2 separate regions of the Homo sapiens genome follow, and region 2 is linked to region 1. A link is a loop called in an ENCODE intact Hi-C map of the cell type or tissue named here. Cell type or tissue: Caco-2. All regions are shown on one strand. Links, peaks and the distances in the headings refer to the core of each region. The heading gives the core; the rest is flanking DNA.

Region 1 (11,787 bases), core at 584-8,583:
AAAAGAGAGAGAGAGAAAATAACAGACCAAATGAGACTGTGTGAGAGGTCTAATGCCCTGCAGACCCTCGAATGTTCCAGGCCCTGGAGAAAAACCCTCTTCTGTTTTTCCTGTTCCTCCACAGGCCCCTCCTGCTCAGTCCGCTGGGCTGGCTTCTCCTACTTCTCTAAAACTTGAAATGCTGGGGTTCCCCAGGGCAAAGCCCTGGGATTCCCTTCTCTCTTCTCACGCATCCTCTCTAGGTCATCTTATCCAGGTCTTCACACTTGAAATACTACTTATCCTCCATGGGATGCCCACATTTTTACCTCTAACTCAGACTGTCCTTCTGGCATTTTATCGTAATCTCTAAAGTTTTGTTTATTTCATTGATTGATTCATTTAGCAGATGTTTATTGAGCATCCACTGTTTCCTGGTGCCTATCTAATGCCCTGCAGACCCAGCAGTTAACAAGCCAGACAAAAATCCCTGCCCTTGTGGAACTGATATTTAGGGAGTGAGAATAACAAGAAGCAGGCAAATACATAGTAGCAGGTAGGGATGTAATAATTAAATAAGACAAGACTCTCACTCTTTGTTTAAGGAATCTGCAGTCATTTTATTGCCTAAACGTGTGGGAAAAGATAGAGTGCTGACAGTCCTCTTCCACAGGGAATCCTATGAGTATTTATACAGTTTAGAAACAAAGGAAATATTGTTAATATTATTACCAGGGCAACAGGTGGTTAAATAAAGAAGCCAGCCAGAATTTCAGGTTTCTTTCTTTTTTTTTTTTTTTTTTTTTGGGACAGAGTCTCACTCTGTCGCCCAGGCTGGAGTGCAGTGGCACGATCTCAGCTCACTAGAGCCTCTGCCTCCCGAGTTCAAGCGATTCTCCTGCCTCAGCCTCCCAAGTAGCTGGGATTACAGGCATCCGCCACCACGCCTGGCTAATTTTTGTATTTTTAGTAGAGACGGCGTTTCACCATGTTGACCAGGCTGGTCTCGAACTCCTGACGTCAGGTGATCCACCTGCCTCAATCTCCCAAAGTGTTGGGATTACAGGCGTGAGCCACCATGCCTGGCCAGTTTCAGGTCTCTTGGAGAGTGTTTTCACAGGATAACACAGCAATGATTGTCTTGAAGTCGTAGAATCTTAATAAGACTCCTTTGTTCAAAGCACATTTTCAAGGATAGCCTTATGTTATCAGAGAACAGAGTATGTCTGTAATGGATACAGATATTAACACATACTTTACTGCCCATAAAACAAGTGTTCCTGAAGAACTTCTGTTTTAACAGCTGACCAAATTATTACATTTGAATTTGCAGAATTCCTCTGCCTCCCTGAGAGCAGAGGAAATTAGGCATTGCCTTCCTATCTTTCTTGTGCTTCTTTTTGTTAATTAAAAGCAAAATAAAAATTTTAAAGTGGGCCCTGGAGTTTCATTAGGGTTTATAAAAAAAAAATAAAAAAATAAAAAAAAAAGAAGGGCTGGTGTGATGGCTCATGCCTGTAATCCCAGCACTTTGGGAGGCTGAGGTTGGGAGAAAATATTGAAGCCAGGAGTTTGAGACCAGCCTGGGCAACACAACGAGACCCCATCTATACAGAAAATAAAAACATTAGTTGTGTGGTGGTGTGTGCCTGTAGTCCCAGCTACTTGGGGACGCTAAGGTGGGAAAATCACTTGAGCCCAGGAGTTTGAGGCTGCAATGAGCTATGATCAGACCACTGCACTCCAGCCCAGGTGACAGCAAGACTCTGTCTCTTTAAAACAAAACAAACAAAAAAACAGGTTTGGAAGCTACTGGGCTAGAGAGTGACAGGGATGCCAGACAAGGGTATGGGGAAGGCCTCTGTGAGGAGGGGCAACATTTGTTATCCATCTTCTCGAGGGCCAGGATTTTTGTCTGTCCTATTCTCTGCTCTAATGCTAAGAACCGCATCTGGCATCCAGTAGGTGCTCAATAAATGTTGAATAAATTTATCAAACACAGAGCACCTACTATATGCCAGGCACTGTTCTAAAGACTTTCCAAAAGCTTAACTCCTGGCCGGGCACGGTGACTCACGCCTGTAATCCTAGCACTTTGGGAGGCCAAGGCAGGTGGATAACCTGAGGTCAGGAGTTCGAGACCAGCCTGGCCAACATGGTGAAACCCTGTCTCCACTAAAAATACAAAAATTAGCTGGACATGGTGGTACACGGCTGTAATCCCAGCTACTCAGGAGGCTGAGGCAGGAGAATTGGTTGAAATCGGGAGGCAGAGGTTGCAGTGAGCCGAGATCGTGACACTGCACGCCAGCCTGGGCGACGGAGTGAGACTCCATCTCGACAAAACAAACAAAAGCTTAACTCGCAATCTTTGCAACACACCCTACCTATGTTGTAGGTGCTGTCTGTGAGCACATTTTACAGAGGGGAAACAGGCTCCAGAAGGGGGGTGTTATCTGCCTGAGGGTTCTCTGATGGAATATGGCCCAGCTTATTCCCTCCTAATCACCCCAGACCCTGGTGTTGTCCCCAGCTGGGCCCATGGAACAATGGATAGACCCCATTCCCCTCCTGAATCCCTCCCCAGGCTCCTGCCACTTCCCTTTCTCACTTCCCTTGTGCTGACCTCCCCGACCACAAGCTGACCACAGGGAACCTCTCAGGAAAGGAGGGCCGAGGTTAAGGGAGGGTGGAAGGTGGAGCAACTGACTCGATGCTCCCTCCACCCCCACGAGCAGGAACATACTGAGCACCGCACACTCACTTCACCCTGGTTCAACACCCCCACGAGGTTGACCCCGTCATTATGTTAGAGATTATGCATTTTCCACATAGGGAAACTGAGGCTCAGGGGTGTTAAGTGACTCACCCAAGGTCACACGGCTAGGAAGTTGCTGCACGCTCCTATGCTCCATTTCCTCTGGGTGAGAATTTGTCCTAGGAGCTTCTATTGAACACTGTGAGGTTGCTGGGAGGAGCGCGAGGTGCTGGGGATATAGTAACAAACAGAACAAGACCAAGAGTAAGACAGGAAATGGGGAGGGGAGAGTAGAGAAGGAGGCAGAGGGGACAGGGTGGGGTCAAAGCAGGATGCCCTCCCAGTTCCTCCTGCCTCTAGGTTCCTCTTTCCCTGCTGATTCCAGGAGCCTATCAACCCAGATAAAGCGGGACCTCCTCTCTGGTAGAGGTGCAGGGGGCAGTACTCAACATGATCACAGAGGGAGCGCAGGCCCCTCGATTGTTGCTGCCGCCGCTGCTCCTGCTGCTCACCCTGCCAGCCACAGGTGAGGGGGTGAGGGCCCAGCTGGCCCCAGGGGTGTCCAGGCCCACCACATCCCTGACCGAGCCCCACCCACCCATCCCCTGGCCCTGTTACAGGCTCAGACCCCGTGCTCTGCTTCACCCAGTATGAAGAATCCTCCGGCAAGTGCAAGGGCCTCCTGGGGGGTGGTGTCAGCGTGGAAGACTGCTGTCTCAACACTGCCTTTGCCTACCAGAAACGTAGTGGTGGGCTCTGTCAGCCTTGCAGGTTAGGGGGAGCCTGGGGTGGGGGATGGGGGGGAGGGAAGGACTGTCTGTGGGGGTCACCCAAAACTGGGCACTTTCTTTCTCTGGGACTTCCAAGGGTGGCCCTGAGGCCCTGATCGTGACCATACCTCAGGGTTTCTCAACCTTGTTACTATTGACATTTGGGGCTGGAAATTCTTGGCTGGGGGAGGGGATTGCTTACCTGTGTATTGTGGGATGTTTTGTAACACCCCTAGCCTTCCACTAGATGCCAGTAGCAATTCTCCCCACCAGCTGTGACAACCAAACATGTCAGCAGACATTGCCAAATGTCCCCTGGGGGTCAAAATCACCCCTGATTGAGAACCACTGACATAGCTCACACATATTGAGCACCTCCTGCACACTGGAAGCATTGCAGGTGGGGTGCAGCTTGGTATTTCCCTAATTTTGATGACAGCTCATGTTTATTGAGTGCTTACTGTATATGGACACACTGTGGGGGCGGGAAAGTTTGGGGAATTCAAAGGGCAGCTCTAGGCCCCTAATTATGATGACACTTCACATTCATTGAGCACTCCCTGTATACCAGCTGCATGGCAGGGTTGGGAGATGAGCTTGAGGATTTCTGAGGGTAGCTCTAGTCTCCTGATCATGATTTCCAGCTTGCATGGATTGAGCCCTTACCGTATGCCAGACCTGTTTTCTACTTGTTTACTATATATCCCAGATACACCGTGGGCATGGGGAGCTTGGGGATTTTTGAGGGCAGCTCTGGGCCCCAAGTCATGTCAACAGTTCATCACATCTATTTGGCATGAACAGCATACCTAGGGCTATGCAGTGGGTTGGGGATAGATCTGGGGTTATTTCTGAGGAGGCCTCTGAGGTCATAGGGATGATGGCTCAGGTTTATTAAGCACTTTCTATTTACCTACTACCGTGTAGTGTGGTGATCTGGTGGGTTTCTGACAGCAGCCCTTGGTTTCTAGTCCTTACCTTTGCTTACTGCGGACCTGGTGTTGGCCATGCAGCCTTCCAATGGTAACTCCAGATGCCTGATTGTGAAGGTAAATGACATTATCAAGCACTTATTGTATATCCACTGCTTCCCATCAGTATCCCAATATCCCTAAAAGGTAAGGACTTATCAATCCATCGCACACGCACTTGCCTAGCAACCCTTCGTGTCTGCCCACACTCTGGAGTCCCACATGCCATTCTTGTTAGCTCATGCCAGGATGGGATGTGTGTGCTCTTCTCCACAGGTCCCCACGATGGTCCCTGTGGTCCACATGGGCCCCCTGTTCGGTGACGTGCTCTGAGGGCTCCCAGCTGCGGTACCGGCGCTGTGTGGGCTGGAATGGGCAGTGCTCTGGAAAGGTGGCACCTGGGACCCTGGAGTGGCAGCTCCAGGCCTGTGAGGACCAGCAGTGCTGTCCTGGTGAGGAGGATGAGCAAGGCGGGCAAGCACTCCCTGTCACCCAGCACTGGTGGGAACGATCGGTACAGAGGTCCTCAGAGTGGGCCCGTCCCCAGTGTTTGTAAGGACCTAAGGAGGAGAGTGGTGGGAGGTGAGGTCAGAGAGGTGAGGAGGGTCCATTGCCTGGGGGCCACAGAGAGGACGTTGGCTTTTCATCTGAGTAATTTGGACTGTGGGCAGAGGAGGAACGTGATCTGACTGGGGTTGGGAGGAGAACAGACTGTGCACGGTGAGGGTGAGAGGGGAAGCGGAGGCACCCATGTGAAGGTTGCTGCGGCAGGCCCGGTGAGCGGGGATGGTGGGCCCAGAATGGTGGCAGAGGATATAAGGACAGGATTAGCTCATGTGGGGCACTCAAGGAAGCAAAGAGCCCTGAATGACACCCCACCTCCATCCCATTACCCTCTCTTCTCTCCCACAGAGATGGGCGGCTGGTCTGGCTGGGGGCCCTGGGAGCCTTGCTCTGTCACCTGCTCCAAAGGGACCCGGACCCGCAGGCGAGCCTGTAATCACCCTGCTCCCAAGTGTGGGGGCCACTGCCCAGGACAGGCACAGGAATCAGAGGCCTGTGACACCCAGCAGGTCTGCCCCAGTGAGTGAGGGAAGCCACAGGATGCTGATGGGTGCACCCAGCGTGGGTCTGCGGGGTTACAGCAGGGAACTGCCAGGCTGAGAGGACTTTAGCATGCATGACCACACCTGCATCCCTCCACCTCCCACCCCACCACAGCACACGGGGCCTGGGCCACCTGGGGCCCCTGGACCCCCTGCTCAGCCTCCTGCCACGGTGGACCCCACGAACCTAAGGAGACACGAAGCCGCAAGTGTTCTGCACCTGAGCCCTCCCAGAAACCTCCTGGGAAGCCCTGCCCGGGGCTAGCCTACGAGCAGCGGAGGTGCACCGGCCTGCCACCCTGCCCAGGTACACCAGGATGAGGCTGCTGATGTTGCTGGTGGGGCTCTTGATTGAGGGCAGAGATGCTCTGCCATTTCTAGAGTTCCTAGGCCATGTGACCATGCAGCCCTTCATTTGGGGACAGTCTGCTTCAAGGGTCTAGGGGCTGAGAGGAAGGATTGAGGAGGCCTTTCTCCTCACTCCCTTTCCTCCTCCAACAGTGGCTGGGGGCTGGGGGCCTTGGGGCCCTGTGAGCCCCTGCCCTGTGACCTGTGGCCTGGGCCAGACCATGGAACAACGGACGTGCAATCACCCTGTGCCCCAGCATGGGGGCCCCTTCTGTGCTGGCGATGCCACCCGGACCCACATCTGCAACACAGCTGTGCCCTGCCCTGGTCAGCATCTCAGGGTTCACGATTTGCATGCCTAAGTCCCCCTTGCCCTTCTCTGCTGCCCAGCTCCTGCTGCTGAGGCCTTGTTCCTGTCTCTGATTCCTCCTTTCCTGGCCCTGATACCTTGTTTCCACCCCTGGTCCCCCATTCACACATCTGATCACCTCTACTCCCTCCTACCGCCCTCATTCCTTCCTCTGAACCCCCTTGCTGATTCCCTGCTTTGGTCCAATCCCCTGTTGCCCTGTCTCTGCAGTGGATGGGGAGTGGGACTCGTGGGGGGAGTGGAGCCCCTGTATCCGACGGAACATGAAGTCCATCAGCTGTCAAGAAATCCCGGGCCAGCAGTCACGCGGGAGGACCTGCAGGGGCCGCAAGTTTGACGGACATCGATGTGCCGGGCAACAGCAGGATATCCGGCACTGCTACAGCATCCAGCACTGCCCCTGTGAGTGTCCCACAGACTGTGCTCTGAGGGTGGGGTGGCCCATGCAGGATAAGGGGTTTCCAACTCTCTGCTGTGGACCTCACGTCTCTGCAGCCTCCCTCTCACTTTCCCACCAAGACCTCCAGTTCTGACTCTGTGACCCCTACCCCTCATTGCAGTGAAAGGATCATGGTCAGAGTGGAGTACCTGGGGGCTGTGCATGCCCCCCTGTGGACCTAATCCTACCCGTGCCCGCCAGCGCCTCTGCACACCCTTGCTCCCCAAGTACCCGTGAGTGAGAGGGCAAAGTATGCCTGGGAGGGGGTCATTATATTACAGGCGGGAGAGTCGGCTACCCCAGGAAACCAGGGTTTCCACTGCTGAATCTAAGGTATCTGCCTTGCCGAGTGCCACCTCCCAGCTGCAGGAAGTGGGGAGAAACTAAGAAGATGAGAAAGAAGTTCTTGGAGGATAATTCGTAGCCTCTGTGCCCCTCAGTCACCTGTTCAGTCACTCATCCACTTAGTCCTTCATGTGTCATTGACTCCGACCTTCAGTTACCCATGCTTTTAGCTGCCATCACTCAGGCCTCCATTCACTGCCTGCCTCCCACAGTCACTCATGCCTCCATCCACTTTGTCAGCATCTCACTGAGCCAAGGCACTCCAAGGCTTTTTCAGCAACAGTTGCAGATACACACAGCCCAGATCCTGTGGATCCTCCAAGGGACCCAGCTGAGCAAGCCCCTGACAGGAGGCATATGAGGAACAGCTGGTGCATGCAACAGGTGCTGCCACCTCAACCTAGGTCCAGGAAGCTGACTGGGCCTCCCAGGGCAGGTAGGGGTTGGGAAAGGCATTCCTGGCATCAAGACTGTGAACGGAGCCTTGGAGCTAGGTGATTAGCCGCTATAAGTGTTTCCAGGTGCCAGAGGGGCCCAGGTGTTAGAGAGGGTTAAAATGTTCATCCCTTTTCTTCCTTCCACATACATCAAGCTACTAGATTAAGTGAACTATTCCCAGCTCGTGGAAGGGCTGCCATCTGGGAAGGGATCTCCCGGCTGAGGGGGTTAGAGTGGGGCCTGAAGATTAGAGGTGTTGAATGGAGGCACAAAGGACTTGAGTGAGCGAGAGACTGAGTGGAGGAAGAAGCAATTGAGAGAACTGGGATGGGAGTGAATGGAGGGCTTTCCTAGTGGGACAAATAACCCAGGTAAAGACCTTTCTGGACAGGGACTGAGCTTGAATAAAGTGGAGGAGACAGAGAGAGAGATTGGCTTGGGGCAGGGATTTGGGCCCAACAATAAGGCCTTGAATGTCAGGACAAGGCATTGGGTTTTTTCCTGGAGGCAGTGGAAAGAGATATAAAGGGTATATATTTCGGAGGTAAAAGAAAGTAGCTCATGCCAACAAGTAACATTCACCAGCATTTATTGAGCACTTGCTGTGTGCCAGGCACTGCTCTGAGCACTTTACCTGAATTAACTCATTTATCCTCATTCAACCCCGTGAGGTGAGTATTAATATTACTATTCCTACCATTCTCATTTTGCAGATGAGGGAAACCGAGGCACAGAGAAGCTAAAGAAATTGCCCAATATCCTATAGCTAAAAAGTAGTGTTGGGAGGCCAGGCACAGTGGCTCACGCCTGTAATCCCAGCAACACTTTGGGAGGCTGAGGCAGGAGCATCACTTGAGCCCAGGAGATTGAGGCTGCAGTGAGCTATGATTGTGCCACTGCACTGCAGCCTGGGCAACAGAGTGAGACCCTGCCTCAAAAAAAAAAAAGGAAAAAAAAAAAAAAAAAAAGTAGCCCTCGGCATATAGCAGGCACTCAATAAGAATTGAATGCATTCTTGCCTTCCCTGAGATTCTCCCTTCCGTTCCTCCCCACCCCTAATGCCTCAGGCCCACCGTTTCCATGGTCGAAGGTCAGGGCGAGAAGAACGTGACCTTCTGGGGGAGACCGCTGCCACGGTGTGAGGAGCTACAAGGGCAGAAGCTGGTGGTGGAGGAGAAACGACCATGTCTACACGTGCCTGCTTGCAAAGACCCTGAGGAAGAGGAACTCTAACACTTCTCTCCTCCACTCTGAGCCCCCTGACCTTCCAAACCTCAATAAACTAGCCTCTTCGAGTTCGTCTACGATTCCTTAAAGGAGGAAAAACAACCTATCCCCTTCCCCAAAAGTAGGGTGATAGCATCTCATAGGGCAAACAGCACAGCACGGGCCAAGACACAGCAGCCTGTTGCGGAAAACAGTATTTTCCACTGTGGTCGCAGGTTGGCAGGAGTGAAAGCGAGTGTGCAGTCCCAGCCTCTCCCCGCCGCTGCCATAACCCCAATGTCTGGGCCCTGCGCAGCCCCCTTAGAGCCTCAGGGCCGCCCGGCACGTTCCTCTGCAGAGCTCCGCGTTACGGGTTTCCTGATTGGCTACTTGTCCTGGCAGGCACTTCTTGATTGGCCGGCGTGCTTGTTCGTTGTCTCCCCGTCTCCTGGACCTCCCTAGATTCCCACCAGCCGGAACCCTGGAGGAGCCTCTGCCGGCCGACTCCGACTCCGCGTCAGTCGAGGATGAACGGCAGAGGCGTGGCCGAGGCTGGCACCCTGCCGCCCGAGCACCTGCACCCACCCACTCCCGACAGCCCAGCTCCAATGCCACAATTACCAGCGACAAATAGCTCGGCGAGGCGGGGGGCGGGCCGAGGAAGTGCCTGTGTTGCGCTCTGAGCTGAGGAGGGGCAAAGAAGCTAGAGTCAGTATCCGCCCGGAGGAGCCCCCAAGACAAATCCAGACACTTTCCTCTGGTAATTTGTTCATTCATTCAACACTTATTAGCGCCTGCTGTATGCTAAAGCTGAGTCTGAGCATCTAGGGTGGAGGAGGGCTGGTAGAAAGAGGACATCTGAGTGAGGGAACAGACTCAGAAGGTATTCCTTTCGTGTGAACATCTATTCAACACTTAACGCCTACTGTATACTAACAATAGTGCTGGACATCACGGAGAATAGAGAAGAAGAGGAATCAGAGCGTTACGTGTCTCCGCAGTAAAGGGAACAAAGCCAGACACCAGTGCTTTTAGCATTTGCTCATTCATTTACCACTTACTGAATGCCGGGCCCCTTGTGAAGAGACGCATCATAAGAATCATAATAATCATGGTAATAGCTACTACTTAGAAAGTACTTACTGTGTGCTTAGTAGTGTCTTAAGGCTTTCCATAGCATGAACTCATTTCGTCCACAGCAAACCCATGTGGGTAAGTATTATTATCCCCATTTTACAAAGGAAACACGCACAGAAAGGTAGTAGGCTGGACATTTTTGAAGCATCATGGATTGTGATGAGGTCTTAAATGTCAAGAGTGCTGTGGGTGGAGGGGACCCGTCTGTGTGGGAAGGTTCGGGTAGGAGGTTTGTGACATGCACACCCAGAGTATATTGGTACACTTACTTGACTTCTCTGGTTCGTTTTCCCCTTATTCAAGTGGACCAGTCAATGAGTTGAAGTGAAGATGAAGTTGATGAGTACTTACTTGGTCATCTTGGGAAGACTGAGCCAAAGTGAGGGGTTCTGGTTGCTACTACAGGGTATGAGAGAGGTATACGTTTACAAGAAAGTGGGAATTCAGCTGTGTGTGTGTGAGAGAGAGATGCAGACCTTTGGGCCTGTGCAAGAATTAAGGATGTATTGATATGTGGCATGTGTGTGAGGTTACAAATGTATGTATGCCATAACAATGCAGGAGTCCCGTGTGTGCACATACACATTAAGGTGCCATGGACATGTATGTGTGAGTCACAAACATGGGTACAATACTGAATGTGAACATATGTCAGGGGTGTGTGTTTGAGAGTCGTTGCTCACCAATGTACAGCAAAATCATTATTGGGGCCCCTTTTGTACGCCTATTCCTGCTGAACAAGATGGAGACAGTTTGGGGGAGCCTAACCTTTGCCTTAGTGAATTGAGGCACTCCTGAGGTGAATCCTCATTCCTCTACAAAACAATCTACAAAAAATTAATTTCTGGAAATTGAGCCACGTGGAAAAATGAAATGGTGCTGGGGCCACAAGTACTAGGAACCTAGGAATGGGGACCCCAGGAAGAGGCGCAGCCTGGAGATAGATTCCCGAGGAACCTGAATTCAGACCTAAAGGAGTCAGAAAGATCTGTAGACCTGCAGCTGTTCCTGTCCCCAAAGAGGGCACCGCGCCCTGCACAGCTTGTTTGCTTCCGTTACTGGGCAAAAAACCAGGGAGCACATACTTCAAGACATTGGAAAATATCTGATTTGCGGGGAGATCCCCATCTGGGTAACACTAGGATTTGGAATGCCAGAGAAGGAATCCTGAAGGGAGGAGAAAAGAGTGGCCAAATCAAAGGCCTGGAGGTGGGACTGAAGCTGGCTGGGTTGGAGGAGGGAGTAGAGGATGGTTTGGGAAGTGTTTGACTTGGGTACTGTGGAAGCCTAGGGGAGGAGGGGATAGAATCTGAGACCTGGGGGTGAGGGGTTCCTGCAGACAGTGGCCAAAGGCAGCCCTCGAGAGAGAAGGAGAGGACATTCCTGGCAGAAGTTACAACACATGCAAAGGTACAGAGGTTGCCCCCTTCCTACCCCTCTCCTTAGAGGTGGGTTAGAGATGTATCCTTTTTACAGATGAGGAAACCAAATCTCAGAAAGATTAAGTCACTTTCCCAAGTGTATGGTGGAGGCCCCACTTGAACCCAGGCACTGTGTCTCCAGACCCCACACTATTACTGCCTTGTTTAAACCAGCCAATGATTTAATGAATAAAGGATGAACAAATGAATAAGTGGATGAGTCACCTGAAAATTCTGCAGGCAAAAGAGACTCCATATCTACTTACTTCTTGCCTATCTTCTGCCACCTCTCCTAGTCCACCATCACTGCTCACTATGGTCAAGGTCCTACCCAATCTGGCCCCTGCTACCACAACCCCCTTCAGCTTGTTCCAGCCACATTGGCACTGGATGTTTCCTCTTCCTGGCACATTCTTAAAAAAATGTGTTGATCATAAAGTGAACATGACCCTTTGGGAATTAACTGGAGTTCTTGTATTCCCTCATCTGTAAAATAGAC
Region 2 (11,787 bases), core at 1,751-9,750, 88 kb after region 1:
CCAATGACAATACACCTATTGACAGTTCCATCAGACTTTTACATGTTTGACAATCTTTTTTTTTTTTGAGATGGAGTCTGGCTCTGTCACCAAGCTAGAGTGCAGTGGTGCGATCTTGGCTCACTGCAACCTCTGACTCCCTGGTTCAAGCTATTCTCCCGCCTCAGCCTCCCGAGTAGCTGGGATTACAGGCGCCTACCACCACGCCCAGCTAATTTTTGTATTTTTAGTAGAGACGGGGTTTTACCATGTTGGCCAGGATGGTCTCAATCTCCTGACATCGTGATCCGCCAGCCTCGGCCTCCCAAAGTGCTAGGATTATGGGCGTGAGCCACCGCGCCTGGCCATGTTTGACAATCTTATTGTGGTTTTAATGTGCAATTTCCTTGTTTCTAGTGAGACAGAGCCCTTTTTCACATGTTTAGATGTCATCTGAACTTCCTTCACTGTGAGTTGCTGATAGTTATTCTTTTCCATTGTGTTTCTTCTTTTTATATTGATTTACAAAACTCCATTATTTACTAAAGGCTTTACAGTTAGTTCTGCCTTTCTTTCTTTCTCTTTTTTTTTTTTTTTTCTGAGACACTGTCTCACTCTGTCATCCAGGTTGGAGTGCAGTGGCGCAGCCATGGTTCACTGCAACCTCTGCCTTACAGGTTCAAGTGATTCTGGTGCCTCAGCCTCCCGAGTAGCTGGGACTACAGGTGCATGCCACTAGGCCCAACTGATTTTTAAATTTTCAGTTGAGATGAGGTCTCACTATGTTGCCCAGGCTGGTCTTGAACTCCTGAGCTCAAGTGATCCCCCCATCTCAGCCTCCCTAAGTGCTGGGATTACAGGCATGAGCCACCATACTGGGCCTAGTTCTGCCTTTCATGTTCAGATCTATAATATCCTGTGAGTTGATGTTTGGTGGATAGTGTGCAATAGGGAACCAATTTTATTTATTTATTTTTCCCTATAGATATGCAATTGGGCTCAGATTTTTTTTTTTTTTTTAGACAGGGTCTCACTCTGTCACCCAGGCTGGAGTGCAGTAGTGCAGTCATAGCTCACTATAACCTTGAACAACTGGGCTCAAGTGACCCTCCCACCTCAGCATCCTGAGTAGCTGGGACTACAGGTACACGCCACCACATCCAGGTAATTTTCTTATTGTTTGTAGAGACAGGGTTTCACCATGTTGCCAAGGCTGGTCTTGAGCTCCTGGCCTCAAACAATCCTCCCGCCCCAGCCTCCCAAAGCACTGGGATTCCAGGCATAAGCCACCTCACCCAGCTCAGAACCACTGTTTTGAAAGGTCTGCCCTTCCCCATTGATCTGTAATAACACCTTGATCATAGACCAAGGGTCCATGCTGGGCATGCTGCTGTGCTTTCCATCCACCTTCATTTATCTGCTTGTCTATCCCTGCAGCAGTACCATGCTGTGCTAAGTTATATGTGCTCTGACATCTGGTGGAACAAGTTCTTCCAAATTTGCTTTTCTTTAAGAAGAACATCTATACAGTGTTCTTTTTTTTGAGACAGAGTCTCGCTCTGTCGCCCAGGCTGGAGTGCAGTAGCGTGATCTTGGCTCACCACAACCTCCGCCTCCTGGGTTCAAGCGATTCTCCTGCCTCAGCCTCCCCAGTAGCTGGGACTACAGGCGCCCACCACCATGCCCGGCTAATTTTTTTGTGTTTTTGTATTTGTATTATTTTGTATTTGTAGAGATGGGATTTCACTATGTTGGCCAGGCTGGTCTTGAACTCCTGACCTCATGATCCGTCCACCTCGGCCTCCCAAAGTGGTGGAATTACAGGCGTGAACCACAGCGCCCGGCCCATCTATGCAATATTCTAAGCCCACCCCTCACAGGTCCTAAAGTAAGAATCCAAATAGAAGCCACACACCACATATATTAATATTTACAAATTATTAATAAAACTAAAAATTTCCATCCCTTCCCTGGAACCCCAAGCAACCACCAATTATTTATTTATTATAGAGATGGAGTCTCACTATGTTGCCCAGGCTGGTCTTGAAGTCTTGGCCTCAAGTGATCCTTCCGCCTCAGCCTCCCAAAATGCTGGGATTACAGGCATGAGCCATCATGCCCAGCCAACCACTGATCTTTTATTCCCTCATCAGTTTCACCTTTTCCAGAAATGTCATATACTTGGAATCACAGTATGTAACCTTTTAAACTGGCTTCTTTCACTTAACAATATTCATTTAAATATCACCTGAGTCTTTTCATGGCTTAATAGCTAATTTCTTCTTTTTATTTTAGAACATCTTAAATTTTTAATCCTTATTTACAGGTTACCTCGACCACTTCTGATTGAGAAAACTAGCAGCCAAGTGCAATGGCTCACGCCTGTAATCCCAGCAATTTGGGAGGCCAAGGTGGAAGGATTGCTTGAGCCCAGGAGTTCAAGACCAGCCTGCACAACAGAGTGAGATCCCGTCTCTACAAAAAAATTAAAAATTAGCTGGGTGTGGTGGTTGCCCGCCTGCGGTCCCAGCTACTTGAGAAGCTGAGGTGAGATCTCTTGAGCCCAGGAGGTTGAGGCTGCGGTGAGCTGTGATCACACCCCTGCACCCCAGTCTGGATGACACAGGGAGACTATCTCTAAACAAAAGCATACAGGGTAAAATTTTAGCAAGTGAGGAATCTGGATAGAGGATATACAGTTCTTTGTTCTATTCTTACAAGTTTTCTGTTTGAAATTATTTCAAAATAAGCATTTTATTTTATTATTTATTTATTTATTTAGAGGCAGAGTCTCGCTTTGTCGCCCAGGCTGGAGTGCAATGGCTCAATCTTGGCTCACCGCAACCTCCGCCTCCTGGGTTCAAGCAGTTCTCCTGTCTCAGCCTCCAAAGCAGCTAGGATTACAGGCACACGCCACCACGCCTGGCTAATTTTTGTATTTTTAGTAGAGATGGGGTTTCACCATATTAGCCAGGGTGGTCTCGATCTCCTGACCTCGTGATCCACCCACCTCAGCCTCCCAAAGTGCTGGGATTACAGGCGTGAGCCACCGCGCCCAGCCTTATTTTATTTTATTTTATTTTTATTTTTTTGAGACAAAGTCTCGCTCTGTCGCTCAGGCTGGAGTGCAGTGGTGCGATCTTGGCTTACTGCAACCTCCACCATCTGGGTTTAAGAGATCCTTGTGCCTCAGCCTCCCAAGTAGCTGGGACTACAGGCACCTGCCACCATGCCTGGCTAATTTTTGTATTTTTAGTAGAGACGGGGTTTCACCATGTTGGCCAGGCTGGTCTCAAACTCCTGACCTCAAGTGATCCACCCGCCTCAGCCTCCCAAAGTGCTGGGATTACAGGCGTGAGCCACCGCGCTCAGCACAAAATAAGCATTTTAAAATGCAAAACAAAATATGGTGGAAAAGAGAAGAAATCCCCTATCTTGGAACTAAAGAATGCCTACAAACATACTTATTCTGTATGTCTACATATATGTACATAGGACTTCCATGTCAGCAGGTTTGGCTCAAGGGTTTCCTGGCCCTTCCTTGTACTCACAGTTTAGAGAAGCCCTCCGTGTCTGCAATGGGTTTGATGACTGGGCCCATCCACGGGTACTGAGGAAGGCAATGCCCAGAGGGCAGAGGCCAGTTAAGGTCCAAGGAGATGAGGTCTCCCTGAAGAATAGTTGGAGGACTAAAGAATGAGTGGGGCTTAGCCAAGTGACAGCTGGGGTTGGAGTGATAGTAACAGTTCCAGTTTCCTAAGAAGAGGGGCTTGTGATCTAGATGAGGTCCCTTTTTCTTCGGAGGGTTGGGGAGTTCATGGTATGAAAAGTATCTGAATCTCTAAATATTTGTGGAATAAATGGGTAAATGATCCTTTCATTCAAAATATACTTTAATGACAGAAAGTCATCAGACAGGGTCTTCTCTTCCTTGAAATCAAGATAAAAATAACGGCACTTCATGGTGCAGTGTTTTTCATTTCTTTCTGGAAAAGATATCTGTACCCTCTGCACATAAGTGGGTGCTTCTACTTTTTGGCTACAAGGGTTAAAATGATCAGTTATATATATATAGGCTAAATAAATTACTTTCTTGTATATTATTTTACACATAAGCACCCACTTATGTTCTAAAAATTCTTTTAATACAGATTTTTAAAAATTGCTCCAAGTGTTTTTAATCTTTTTGATGGGCATATATTTACTTCCTGTCTCTTGCCTTTTTGTTGTTGTTTGTTTGTTTGTTTTGAGACAGACTGGAGTGCAGTGGCGCGATCTCGGCTCACTGCAACCACCGCCTCCCGGGTTCAAGCAATTTTCGTTCCTCAGCCTCCCGAGTAGCTGGGATTACAGGCGCCCGACACCACACCCAGCTAAGTTTCGTATTTTTGTAGAGAGAGGGTTTCACCATGTTGGCCAGGCTGGTCCCGAACTCCTGACCTCAAATAATCCACCCACCTTGGCCTCCCAAAGTGCTGGGATTAAAGGCATGAGCCACCACACCCAGCCGCTTTTTCAAACTATATTTTCTCTTTCTGAAAAGAGAATATTCAAAATAAAAGAAACACGATAATGGTGTAAAATCTGGGAAATTAAAGAATGGAGTGAAATAAGCCATAATCTCTTTAGTAGTAATCATGGTTTACCATTGTGATATATTCCTTTTTAATGCATTTTCCTCTGAAGGCTTTATATGTCTCTATATCTTTTAAATACATTTTAAAATGAGAATAGGAATCTGAGGGGAATAAAAGCTGTAATATAAAATACGCGCAGGCTCATTCACATGATGGAAATGTTTTCCAGAGCCACTGGGTATTCTTAGAAACCATTTCTACCGCCGCCTAGACTAAAAGGAAGTGCAGACACCGTCAGTTGTTAGCTGACCGGCTGCAACTGGAACCTGAGAGCCCTTTGGCTGGAGTGTGGGAGGAGAGGAATTCTCGTTCCTGATTTGCTGATTGGTGTCTGCAGTGTCTTCTGTGTATGCCTGACTGTGGCTCAGAATACAGGGCCCTCTGCTGGGCTATGTGGAAAATTCCATCCAGGGAATTTTCTGGAAAGAACCGAGCCATGGAGAATGTAGGGGAAATATTCTAAGAACTAAAGAAAACAACTAAGTACTCATTTGACTTGATACAAGTTGGAAACTGCTTGGCAGATACAATATTGACGTGGTCAAATTAGAAAGCTCACCCCCCACACACACATCCACCCTCCTTTTTGTTATAAACATCTGAGATGTACTGCTGTGTGAAGTTTATTTTTAAAAGTTAATGACTAAAATGGGCCGGGCACAGTGGCTCACGCCTGTAATCCCAGCACTGTGTGAGGCTGAGGTGGGTGGTGGTGCACACCAGTCATACCAGCTACTCGAGAGGTTGAGAGGTAAGAGAATTGCTTGAACCCTGGAGGCGGAGGTTTTAGTGAGCTGAGATCGTGCCACTGCACTGCATCCTGCTAGACAGAGCGAGACTCTCTTAAAAAGAAAAAAAAGAGTTAGTGACTCAAATGGTACACTTTTATCATCACTCTGGAAAGCAAAACTGTGTAATTTTAAATATTCATACGTTTATTATCTTCAAAATCTAAATGAACTTTTGTTTTTTATTTGTTTTTATTATTATTATTATTATTATTTTGGGACAAGATCTCGCTCTGTCACCTAGACTGGAGTGCAGTGGCGCTATCATAGCTCACTGCAGGCTTGAACTCACAGGCTCAAGCCATCCTCTCACCTCATCATCCCCCCCACCAACTGCAGCCCCACCACCACCTCAGCTCCCCCACCAGTAGCTGGGACTACAGGCGTGCACCACCATGCCTGGCTAATATTTTTTATTATCTTTGTAAAGACGAGGATCTCCCTATGTTGCCCAGGCTGGTCCCAGACTCCTGGGCTCAAGTCATCTTCTGTCCTTGGTCTCCCAAAGTGCTGGGATACACCCATGAGCCACCGCACCCAGCCTGTTTTTTTTTTTAAATATTAAACTTCCTATCCACCTGGAGTAGTGTAAACTTGTTCTGTGATTTGGCAGTTTTCTTCTCAGAATCACTTGTCTCTAGCCACATGTTGGAGCAGAGAATGTCATGAAACCATTGGTTTAGGTGCTGGGTGTAGGCTCATTCTTTGCTCCTCATATAACCTAGTTAGTTAAGATATTAACAAAAGAGAAGAGGGTAATATCTAAATATAGACTTTTATATAATGAGATACTAATACATCCATTAAAACAAATGCACTCACTTGGAAAGATGCCATTATTTTACTGCCAAGTGAATAAAAATAGCTTGCAGAGCAGTAAGTACTCACTGATCTCATTTTCCTTAAAAAAATTATCTTGGTATAAGATCAGCAAAATGTTCCAAAGCACATGCAAAGAATTAAAATTTTGGGGGGCCTAATTCATTGCTTTTTTTTCGTGACTTCTAATTTGTCAATTATAAAAATATTTTCCCTGGCTGGGCGTGGTGGCTCATGCCTGTAATCCTGGCACTTTGGGAGGCCAAGGCAGGTGGATTGCCTGAGCTCAGGAGTATGAGACCATCCTGGGCGACATGGTGAAACCACATCTCTACTAAAAATACAAAAAAAAAAAATTAGTCAGGCGTGGTGGTGGGCACCTGTAGTCCCAGCTACTTGGGAGGCTTAGGCAGGAGAATTGCTTGAACTCAAGAGGCCAAAGTTGCAGTGAGCCGAGCTTGAGCCACTGCACTCCAGCCTGGGCGACAGAGCGAGACTCCGTTTCCAAATATATATATATATATTTTTTTTCCCCTAGTTTTAACGTAATACTCCCAAGTTTGTTGATTGGTTTTATTTTTTATTTATTTATTTTTTTTGTTTTACATTCAAAGCTTCTATCCAGATGAAATTTATTTTGGCATGAGGAGTAAGATAGACATTGAATTTTCTTTTTTATTTCCCCAAGTAACTGCTAGGGGACCCTAGAAATAATTGAAAGTTATTTGAATTTCTCAGGAAAATAGCACTTTGAAGTTCTCAGTTAGTGAAAGCTTTCAAAGGAAGAAAATTTTCAGAACCCTTTAAATATTGCACTTAACTGGGCATGATGGCTAGCACCTGTAATCTCAGCTACTCCAGAGGCTGAGGTAGGAGGACTGCTTGAACCTGGGAGGCAGAGGTTGCAATGAGCCGAGATCAAGCCACTACGCCAGCCTGGGCAACAGAGGGAGACCCTGTCCGTGAATTAGGTCAGTCTTGCATTGCTATAAAGAAATACCTGAGACCGGGTAATTTATAAAGAAAAGAGGCTTAATTGGCTCACAGTTTTATACAGGACTGTACAGGAAGGAGCCTGGGGAGGCCTCAAGGAGCTTTTACTCATGACGGAAGCCAAAGTGGGAACAGGTATCTCACATGGCAGAGCGAGAGCAAAGGGTGGGGAGGTGCCACACACTTTAAACAACCAAATATCTCGTGAAGTGAACCCACTCACTATAGCGAGGACAGCACCAAGCCATGAAGGATCTGCCCCCATGACCCAATCACCTCCCACCAGGCCCTACCTCAAACATTGAGGATTACAATTCAACATGAGCTTTGGCAAGGACATATATTCAAACTATATCACCCCATCTCTAAAGAAAAATTTGTAAGTAAATAAGTAAAAATAAATATTTGCACTTTTTTTTTAAAGATGCCCAGGCTGGAGTGCAATGGCGTGATCTCGGCTCACTGTAACCTCCGCCTCCCAGGTTCAAGCGATTCTCCTGCCTCAGCCTCCCGAGTAGCTGAGACTACAGGTGCCCGCCACCACACCCAGCTAATGTTTATACTTTTAATAGAGACGGGGTTTCACCATGTTGGCCAGGATGGTCTCGATCTCTTAACCTCATGATCCGCCCGCCTTGGCCTCCCAAAGTACTGGGATTACAGGCATGAGCCACAGCACCTGGCCGGTTTTTCTTTGTAGTTTTAGTAGAGACAGGATTTCACCATGTTGGTCAGGCCAGTCTCAAACTCCTGACCTCAGGTGATCCGCCTGCCTCGGCCTCCCAAAGTGCTGGGATTACACATGTGAGCCACTGCGCCCAGCCTTATCTCAACTTTTTATATTGATTACATGGTGAAATGATAACATTTTGGATATAATGGATTAAATAAAATATATTAAATTATTTTAAAAAATCAGTAGTTTGCGGAAAGGCACTTTGAGATCTTGTAAACATTCTGTTCCTCATCAAATTTTCAATGTATTCATTTATTTATATCAGTATGGACTCATGGTTCCCTATTTTATTCTATGAGTTATAGGTTATTTTTTATTTTAAAAAATTTATATTCTTTTCATCACATAAATTGGGATAGCGATGGAGAAGAATGAAGTACTGCAGCAGATCTGAATAGTCATACAAGTGAGTATGTAGAATATATGTTAGTTACCCCAGAGCATGAAGAGTGAAATTCTCATGAGCTAAACATTCACATGATGGATTTTACGGTGTTACTGTAAGTCCACCTAGCATTTCCAGTTGAGCACATCCTTCCTAGGTGAAATGATAGAAAGAATAACAAACCCTTGAGTGCTAGCTCTGTATCAAGTGCTGCCCTAAGCGACTCCACATATGAACTCACCTACATTTCACAGATAAGGAGACAGGCTTGGAGGAAGGCAGTAACTTAGCCAGGAACACAGCACGAGTGTGGGCCAGAGCCAAGATTCTAACCCAGGCAGTGTGGCTCCCACCACCACGTTCTTGCTTGTTGTTCTCTTCTGTGTCCAGAAGATTCCTTCCTGCCCCACCTTGTTCTCACCACTCTCTGGTTAATTCTATGTAGCCATGGTCTAAACCAGTTATACAATCATCCTAGGTGAGCTGCACATTTTTAAAAATTAAACTTTGATTTTGAGATCAGTGTCAATTCCCATGCAATTGCAAGAATAATACAGAGAGATCCTATGTGCCCTTCACCCAGTTTCCTCCAATGGTGACACCTTCCAGAATAACAGCACAATATCACAACCAGGATGTGGCCATTGACACAACCCCGGGATGTCTCCTGCTGCCCTTTCGCAACCACACCTGCTACACTAGTGCCTGCCGTGTATCCCCTCCAGGTTCCTAATCCCTGACACTAATCTGTTCTCTATCTCTAGAATGTTGTCATTTCACGACTGTTATAGAACTTGAATTATACAATATGTGAACTGTTGGATTTGACTTTTTTCACTCAGCATAGTTCCCTGGAGATTCATCCAAGTTGCTGCATGTATCAACATCTTGTACCTTTTTTTTTCTTCTTTTTTTGAAACAGGGTCTCACTCTGTCACTCAGGCTGGAGTGTAGTGGCACGATCACGGCTCACTGCAACCTCCCCCTCCCGGGCTCAAGTGATCCTCCCACCTCAATCAACCTCCCAGATAGCTGGGACTACAGGTGCAAACCACCACACCAGGGTAATTTTTGTATTTTTTGTAGAGACGGGGTTTTGCCATGTTGCCCAGGCTGGTCTCGAACTCCTGGGCTCAAGTGATCCACCTACCTCAGCCTCCCAAGGTGCTGAGATAACAGGCATGAGCCACTGCGCCCAGCCCATCTTATTCCTTTTTCTTGTTGAATAGTATTCCACAGTATGGATGTACCATGGTTTGTTTAACCATCCACCTATTGAAGAATGTCTGGGTTGTTTCCAGTCTTTCATTATTTCTAACATAGCTGCTATGAACATTAATGTACAGGTTTTTATGTGAATATAGGTTTTCATTTCTCTAGGATAACTGCCCAAGAGTGCAATTGCTAGGTTATATGGTAATTGCATGTTTAGTTTGTAAGAAGCTACCAGACTGTCTGGATCATTTTACATTCCCACCTGCCATGCATGAGTGATCCGTTTTCTCTGCATCCTGGCCAGCATCTCGTATTGTCACTGTTTTTTTTTTTTTAATTTTAGCCATTCTGATATTCATGACTGATAGCTGATTGTGGTTTTAATTTGTATTTTCTTTTCTTTTTCTTTCTTTCTTTCTTTCTTTTTTTTTTTTTTTTTTTGAGATGGAGTCTCACTTTGTCGCCCAGGCTGGAGTGCAGTGGTGCAATCTCGGCTCACTACAACCTCTGCCTGTTGGGCTCAAGCAATTCTCCTGCCCCAGCTTCCCCAGTAGCTGGGACTACAGGTGCGCACCACCACGCCGGGCTAATTTTTCTATTTTTAGTAGAAAAAAAATACAGGGTTTTACTATGTTGGCCAGACTGGTCTCGAACTCCTGAGCTCAGGTGATCTGCCCACGTCAGCCTCCCATAGTGATGGGATTACAGGCGTGAGCCACCACACTTGGCCTAATTTGCATTTTCTTAATGGCGAGTGATATTGAACATCTTTTCATGTGGATATTTGCCATCTGTACATCCCATTCAGTGAAATGTCTCTTCGCATCTTTTGCCAATTTTCTAAAGGGATTGTTTGCTTCTTTACTGTTGAGTTTTGAGAGTTCTTTTTATATTGTAGATACTAGCCTTTTGTCGAATATGTCATTTACAAATATTTTCTCGCAGCCTATAGCTTGTCTTTTCACAGAGCAAAAGTTTCTAATGATCAAATTTCCCGTTTATGAATTGTGGTTTTTATCTTCTGAATTCTTTTTGCCTAGTCTTAATCCCAAATATATAGTCCTAGGTTTTTCCCTAGAAGCATTATAGTTTTACACTTCACATTTAAGTCAATGATCCATCCATTTGGAGTTAATTTTTGTACTAAGTGTGATTTAGGTCCAGGTTCCTTTTTTGGTTTTTGTTTGTTTGTTTTTGCTATTGGATGTCCTATGGCTCCAGCATTGTTTGTTCCACTGAACTGCTTTTGCCCCTTTGTAAAGAATCGGTTGGCAGCCCAGCCCGGGCAACATGGCAAAACCCTGTCTCTACAATAAATACAAAAATCAGCCAGGCACGGTCGTGTGTGCATGTAGTACCAGCAACTTGGGAGGCTGAGGTGGGAGGATCACCTGAGTCCTGGAGGTCGAGGCTGCAGTGAGCCATGATCATGTCACTGCACTCCAGGCTGGACGACAGAGTGAGACTCAGTTGGTAACCTGGACAACATAGCAAGACCCCATCTCTACCAAAAATTTTTTTAAAATAGCCAGGTGTGCTGCTGAACGCCTGTAGTCCCAGCTATTTGGGAGGATGAGGTGGGAGGATCATCTGAGTCCAGGAGGTCAAGGCTACAGTGAGTTGTGATCATGCCACTGCACTCCAGCCTAGGTGACAGAGTGAGACCCTGTGTCTAACAAAAAAATAAATTAATTAAAAATAAAAATTAAAAAATCAGTTGGACACATTGGTATGGGTCTATTTCTGGGTTCTCTATTCTGTTCCATTGGTCTATGTGTCTATCCCTTCTCCAATACCACACTGTCTTGATTACTGTGGTTTGGGTTTGGTTTGGACAAATGTATAATGCATGTTTCCACCATTATTGTATCATACAGAAGAGTTCCACTGCCCTAGAAGTCCTCCATGCTCTGTTTATTAATCCCTCCCTCCCTCCAGCCCCTAACAACCACTGATCTTTTTTTTTCTTTTTGAGGCAGGGTCTGACTCTGTCGCCCAGGCTGGAGCACAGTGGCATGATCACAGCTCACTGCAGCCTCCAACTCCTGGGTGCAGGCAATTCTCCTGCCTTGACCTCCAAAGCTGGGACCACAGGTGTGTGCCACCATACCCAGCTAATTTTTGTATTTTTTTGTAGAGATGGGGTTTCACCATGTTGCCCAGGCTGGTCTGGAACTCCTGTGCTCAAGCAATCCTCCTGCCTTGGCCTCCCAAACTGCTAGGATTACAGGCGTG

What was found. A loop is a pair of places that touch in the nucleus more often than their neighbours do. Peaks named below come from ENCODE experiments on the same cell type or tissue, not always from the same donor. Only the 100,000 strongest peaks of a DNase experiment are listed, where the experiment ranks them.
Region 2: a loop joins it to region 1, with 12 times the contacts of the local background. A loop is called at or near these places in 4 of 110 quality-filtered maps.

What each region holds. Positions count from the first base shown.
Region 1 is chrX:47,621,245-47,633,031 of GRCh38, reverse strand. It overlaps CFP (complement factor properdin), which reads left to right and starts at 3,102. Exons shown (of 9, transcript NM_001145252.3): 1 at 3,102-3,263; 2 at 3,358-3,508; 3 at 4,755-4,930; 4 at 5,391-5,561; 5 at 5,700-5,891; 6 at 6,086-6,259; 7 at 6,513-6,704; 8 at 6,863-6,974; 9 at 8,592-9,750. The coding sequence starts at 3,188. The coding sequence ends at 8,757. In Caco-2, for the core only: no CTCF peak of the experiment used is centred there; a DNase peak (open chromatin) is centred at 3,731.
Region 2 is chrX:47,534,463-47,546,249 of GRCh38, reverse strand. No RefSeq gene overlaps it. Among named protein-coding and RNA genes, the nearest start is that of ARAF, 21 kb to the left of the region's middle. RefSeq lists an enhancer at 4,766-5,060. In Caco-2, for the core only: a CTCF peak has its summit at 5,004 (motif pointing left); a DNase peak (open chromatin) is centred at 4,899.